Linked DNA regions of Mus musculus: region 2 is linked to region 1. The links are chromatin loops, found by intact Hi-C in ENCODE. Cell type or tissue: gastrocnemius. All regions are shown on one strand. Links, peaks and the distances in the headings refer to the core of each region. The heading gives the core; the rest is flanking DNA.

Region 1 (2,906 bases), core at 93-2,592:
GAACTTGCTCCTTTATCTAGCTTTAGACCCCCCAACCCTTGCAGTGTCTGTTTCTTTGGTTCCATGAATTCCTCTGATCTCTGGTTGGGACAGCCCAGGACCAGGAGTTGCAAAGGAGGCGGGTTTGTTTAGGTCCAGCCCCCATGCAGTGAGGAGGCTGGTCCCTCCCTGAGGCTTATGGTTATTTCCTGTGGGAGCAGCAGAGGCCAGAGTGAGAAGCTGTTTATGGCTCTTAAGTTCAGGACCATTCTAGAGACAAACATTCCAGAATGTTCAGTCTCTTTGCTGCAATCCTAGTCACCGCCTGAGCTGCTTTTCCTGTGGGGCTGCTGTCTTCCCAACCCTCTATGAGCTCTGAAGCAAGCCTTTGCTTCCCTCTGAGCCTCTGCCCTGTCTCCCTCATCTCTCACTAATATCTGCCCTTGCCATCTGCGCCACCTAGATGAAAGGGGAAGGAAGGGAGGGGGAAAGGAAGCAAGACAAAACAGTAAACGTGAAATTCTTAAGAGATGTCTGGACAAAGGTCTTCTAGATGGCTGGAAGAATGATCCCATCCCAGTGCTGGCCCTAGCCAAGGGACAGGCATCACAGGAGTTCTTGTGGTGTGAAGAGTGCGACAATAAATAGAGAAGCCAAGCCTGGAGGCCAGAGGCTGAACTGGAGGGAGGGGCAAGAGGCAGGGCCTTCACTGGGCTGGGGAGGCTCCCTAGGGCCCATTCATCCAACAGCCTTGGATTCCTCCATTTCACAGTCTGAGTCACATGCCACAGAGCACCCCACTTGCTGGGAAAACATGTCTTGCTGCTCCCCACCCCCACCCATCATGCTAGAACCAGGCATGCCCTTCAACCCAGGCTCTCTTCTCAGGGAAGAGTTGGCCCCAATTTGATACAGAAATGAGCACAACTCCATCTCCAAAAGGAGACCTGTGCATAGAGTGGGGATGTGAGTTGAGAGTCTAGCTTCCTCGGAATGATAGAGAGCTTCCTTTAGCCCACTTGGCCATAGAAAGCTGGGACATCTGAGATACAGATCTGGCTGGAGCTTAGGCACTCAGCCAGATGCCCAACGCTTTCTGAGTGAAGGTGTCATTGAAGGACCAGCAATATGAGCACGTGACCGTGGATGAAGGCCAGCAATTGTGACGGACTGACAGAAAGAAGACTCTGTCCTAATTGGGAAGCCAGAGTAGATCTGGGCTCTCACCCTTCAGTCCAAAGTCAGCAGCGAGTTTTCCTAGAGACTGGAAGACAGAGAACCTTCAAGATATCAAATCACTGGTACAGAGCTGCAAGAAGGAGGGTCCCTTAGAAACTCTCTTATCACTGACTTAGCCTCAGGAACTGAGGCTTTTTGTATGAAACCAGAATATTCATGGACTCAGATGTGCTTAGGTGGAACAAAGGTCAGCCTATGAAACTTGAGCTAACAGGTCCTCAGACAGTTCCTGAACTAGTAGTTGAGTTGGGTCCCATCCACAGGAGCCCTAAGCTCTGTGCTTGCTGCCTTGCTCCCTGGCCTCGTGTACTTGGGAACATTGCTGTTTGCTGCAGCCTGCACACTGCACAGCCCCATGGGCTGTGTGGATCCTAGCACCATCTGCAGATTCCCATTGTTTGCGAAACTTGATGCCTTTTTAAAGCTTCGCCTGCTGTTGGCATGGCTTGCAAAACTCTGCAGCTCCCAGCATCCTTGACATTCTCATGGTCCTGTGGTTCCTGCCAAGCCTGACGTTGTTGTAAAACCCTGAGCTGTTGGCAGAACCAGGGCCCTTCTCTCTGAGTAGCCCACGTAGAGACGGGCCTTTCTGTAAACCTGACACAACAGGAGATTTCATCTGTGGAGCCATCTGCTTCGGGTTGCAGGAAGAAGGATGCAGGGAACTAGATTGCTGAGCTCCATTCTGGTCCCAGCTCTGTCACAACCCTGCTGTGGGACACCGGGCAAATCCTCCGCTCCTTAGGACTCGGTCTTACCATCTGTTAAGTGATCATGGCCTTAAACCATCAAGCTGCAGGGAGAGCCTGATGGTCACTGTGACCTTGCTCGGCAGATAAGGGGAGTAGTAGTCAGAGACACCTTCCCCCCAAACCTCCAAACTGCATCCTCAGCACCTCCATTCTCACTTCCCTCTGCCTCGTCAGTCAGGGAGCGGATATCTATAAATGAGCTCTAGGCTAGCTCGGTAGCAAATGAGGGTCTTCAGCAAGCCTGGGTGGTCCAAGCCTGGGCCACTGCCTTGGGCTCAGATCCCTGCTGTGCAGACCTGCTTCTTGCAGGGCTCCTTAGGTCCGTCCAGGGAAGGCAATGCCTTGCTTGTCTTTCCTCACTGCCAAGCCTCACACTACCACTCAGAGAGGTGATTTGCTCAGAGCCCTCCCCTGCACCCGACCCTGCACCCACCCACCCCAACACATCCCATCCTCTACACACACACACACACACACACACACACACACGTTTCTCTCTAGCAAGAGGTGAGCTGTGAGTTAAGGACATCCGTGTCAGATACGTCTGTTGTACTGAGGTCAGTGTGGGAAGGAATGTAGAGCTCTTTTAATTCAATGTCCCATCTTCAGATTGTGAGACTGAGTGAGGCTCATTGGGAGTGCCTGTCTACTTCACCCTGAGTTTCTTTCCCTGGCCAGTAGAGGAAAAGTAGCCTCCATCTGGCTAAGGGTCTGGACTTTCCCTTTTTGCCGGTCCTTTCTACCCTGAGGAAATGCAGCTCATTTAGACACCTCATGGTCGGCAGGCCAGCTGGATAAAGGGGACTCTAGAAGGGGCTCTGCCATGAACCCTTTGGCTCGTCCACGTTTGCTTACTGCCACTGCTTTGCTCTCGGGAACTCCTTCCACCTGACAGACTGTGGTATGGGGGTACCACACATACCAGACTCTGTTGTC
Region 2 (2,906 bases), core at 215-2,714, 87 kb after region 1:
CTGATCATTGCAGTACAGTACAGAGATTAAGGATTCAAGATCTGCAGCCAGGGGTTCAGTTCATATGACTTTAGTCAAGTTACTTAATGTAAGACAGAGGTTTGCCACATAGAGATGTCTTCCCTGTGGAGCTGCTAAGAACAGAAAAAACAGAAAGCTGGCTAACGTGGACAAGCAGAGCAGTGCCTGGTGCACACAGAGCACTTGATGAACTTAGTGTCTGCGGTCAGTCAGCTAGCTATTAGCTAATTCATCTGACACAGCTGGAGGGAAGGGGAGATGAGGTGCAGCCTGTCACTTCCTGTCACCCTCTGTCACTCCTACTCACAGCTCTGGTCTGGAGTCAGACCTGAGTTCACAGTGCTTCATGCTAAATTTCCATTTGTCTATCTGAACAAAGCTCCCTGTCAAGAGGTGGGTATGAGGGTTGGGATGTAGCTTGATCAGCAGAGTGCTTTCCTAGCTTGCATAAAGCCTTAGACCTGAGCCCCAACCACCACATAACCAGGCATGGATGTATATATACACTTGTAACTCCAGCACTTAGGAGGTAGAGGCAGAAAGATCAGAAGTTCAAAATCATCCCTGGCTACATAGTGAGTTCAAGACCATTCTAGGCTGCATGTCTCAATAAAATGATATAAAATAAAATAATAAAATGAGGGGGCTGTGAATAGTTGACGCTGCACATGGCACAGGGCAGGGTCTGGTGCTGACACTCTTCAGGGCTTTGCTCATCTTCTACGCCACAACTGGTCCATACCCAGCTCCTCTTTGTCTAGGGGGCCTTGAGTAATTTCCTACTCTTCACAGTTAAAGAAATCCAAATAAAACCTGTGGTTATGTTCCAGACAAGAAAACAAAGGCTTAGAGGGGAAACTACCTGTAAAAACAGCAGAGGCAGGCCTGAAATCCAGTCTCCTCTTCTCTTCCCTTTCTCTGTGCCCCCAGTTCCATCAGTCCCCACGGACCCCAGAGGGTCCTACCAGGTGGGAGTAGAGTCAGGTGCCAGCCAGAACCCCCTACCACCTAGAGATAGAGTTAAACCCTAGATAGAGTCTGCTGCCCAGTTTTCCCTCCTTTAGGGCTTTTTCCTGAAACCCCAGTCTGTTGCCTCCTTTGGCTTTCCTCATCCTACAGGAAGACTTGGCATTCATTTGGCTGAACCCACAGTAGCTGAGCGTCAGGTTTGGAGATCTGAGGAGGACTCAGAGCTCACATGGTCAGGAAGGGCAGACCTGAGTGGGCAGAAAGGGACGAAGGCTTCCCTAGCAGGAGGCTCTGGGTCTAAACAAGATCATCTCATCTCGTTGGAGCCTCAGTACTTGCTAGTTAGGTCAGCACTATGATCTGCAGCATATATCGGGGAAGCCAAGACTTGAAGCAATGACGTCATCTGCTCGGGGTCTCAAAGGCAACAATATTCAAATTAGGGATTTCCCCTCTGGCTCCAGGCTCCACCTCTAGACACACCCTGCTACAGGCTCCTCTCTGCTGTGGCCCTTCCGTTGAATCTGTCACCCCCTTCTTGGGATGCTCGCTGAAAAGAGGAAGGTCCCCCACATTTCTGAGGCCTGCCCACCTGCTCTTTCTTCTTTCTGGGGCGGCAGTCTTTCCACAGCTGAGTGAACTCCAGGCCACTCCCCACCCACCCGTCTCCCTGATAATGAATTGCGAGCCTGCGGGCCCAGCTGCAATGCTTTCGTCACCCAATTACCGGAGCTGCTGGCACGATAAATCTTGCTCACACAAACGCAGGCAAATCTGCAGCTATTTTCATGGCCATTACTGTGCATAGGACATTGGGACCCAGGTCATTTGCTTTTCTGACATGGGTTTCCTATCCCCACAACTCTCCATCTTTTCTGTCTTCTTGCATTTCTCATTGGCAGCTACACCCCTCCCCTCCGCATCCCTCAAGCACCTGCACCCCTCCCCCTCTTCCCTGGGTTGTGGGCCAAGATCAGAAGACTCTGTGTGACCTTGGCCAAGTCTTTCCACCTTTCTGGGCTTCAATTTCTTGTAAAATATAAATGATGTCGGTGACTTTACACGTTTGTGGAGATTAGCTCACCCAGGCGTGGCACACGCCTCGCTGGCATTAACAAGGGTGCGTGTCAGCATTCTTTGTTATTTTTAAAACAGCTATGTATTTATCACAATGTGTGTTAGGGAAAAAAATATATAATATCGAGCCTGTATCACTGCTTGGAGACCATGAAATTAGAGATCCAAATAAAGTATGCTAAAGGAAAAATATTAAAAATAAGTCACAGATTTAGCTACTATGGAAGGATTGTGTGGCTGAGAGAAGGGTGAGAGCCTGAAATAACAGCCACACAGAGCTTGCACCCATAAACATCTGTTCTGTTCCCCACCCTGCCCCAGTTCCTGCAGAAGGGAATGCGGGCCTTCAGAGGGAGATGGCCTATCCTGCTGAGAGGCGCCAGCTGATCAGCAACAGGGTATTGGGGAAACTTGGGGCCTTTGTTCTCATGAGAAATGGTTCCTGGGCCTTTACCATACAGAACCCTTGTTTGGTAGTAGGGACAAGGGGTTCCAATGGCAGTGTCTCCCTTGGGGAGCCCCCTCTCCACTTCTCTTTGAAGAAAACCCTGTCGTAGTCAGGCAAGACAGTTGTCATGGCGTTTACCCAGTAGGACTTCCCTTGAGGTTTCAGACTTGTGGACTTGCAGTGAGGGCGCAAAGCCAAGGACAGGAGGTCCTGAGATCACATCTGTAAGGAGAGGCACAGGTTCACACAGAGGACATGACAGAAAAGGATTCAGGGGTGGCCTTGTGTGAAGGACTGTGTGTATGCCCTGGTGGAGGAGAACAGAACTCCCAAGATCCTCGTGGGAGCTGGGCACGCCTGCCAAGATGGGGAACCTCATGTCTTATCATAA

What was found. A loop is a pair of places that touch in the nucleus more often than their neighbours do. Peaks named below come from ENCODE experiments on the same cell type or tissue, not always from the same donor. Only the 100,000 strongest peaks of a DNase experiment are listed, where the experiment ranks them.
Region 2: it touches region 1 in a loop (4-fold over the local background); 15 of 42 quality-filtered maps call a loop at or near these places.

What each region holds. Positions count from the first base shown.
Region 1 is chr7:99,706,762-99,709,667 of GRCm38, forward strand. All of the region lies in intron 4 of Gm34280 (a long non-coding RNA gene), which reads left to right. Slco2b1 (solute carrier organic anion transporter family, member 2b1) reads right to left here and starts at 81. Exons shown (of 14, transcript NM_001252530.1): 1 at 1-81. In gastrocnemius, for the core only: no CTCF peak of the experiment used is centred there; DNase peaks (open chromatin) are centred at 1,079 and 1,794; H3K4me3 peaks cover 645 bases; H3K27ac peaks cover 1,905 bases.
Region 2 is chr7:99,794,024-99,796,929 of GRCm38, forward strand. No RefSeq gene overlaps it. Among named protein-coding and RNA genes, the nearest start is that of Olfr521, 28 kb to the left of the region's middle. In gastrocnemius, for the core only: no CTCF peak of the experiment used is centred there; DNase peaks (open chromatin) are centred at 1,698 and 1,922.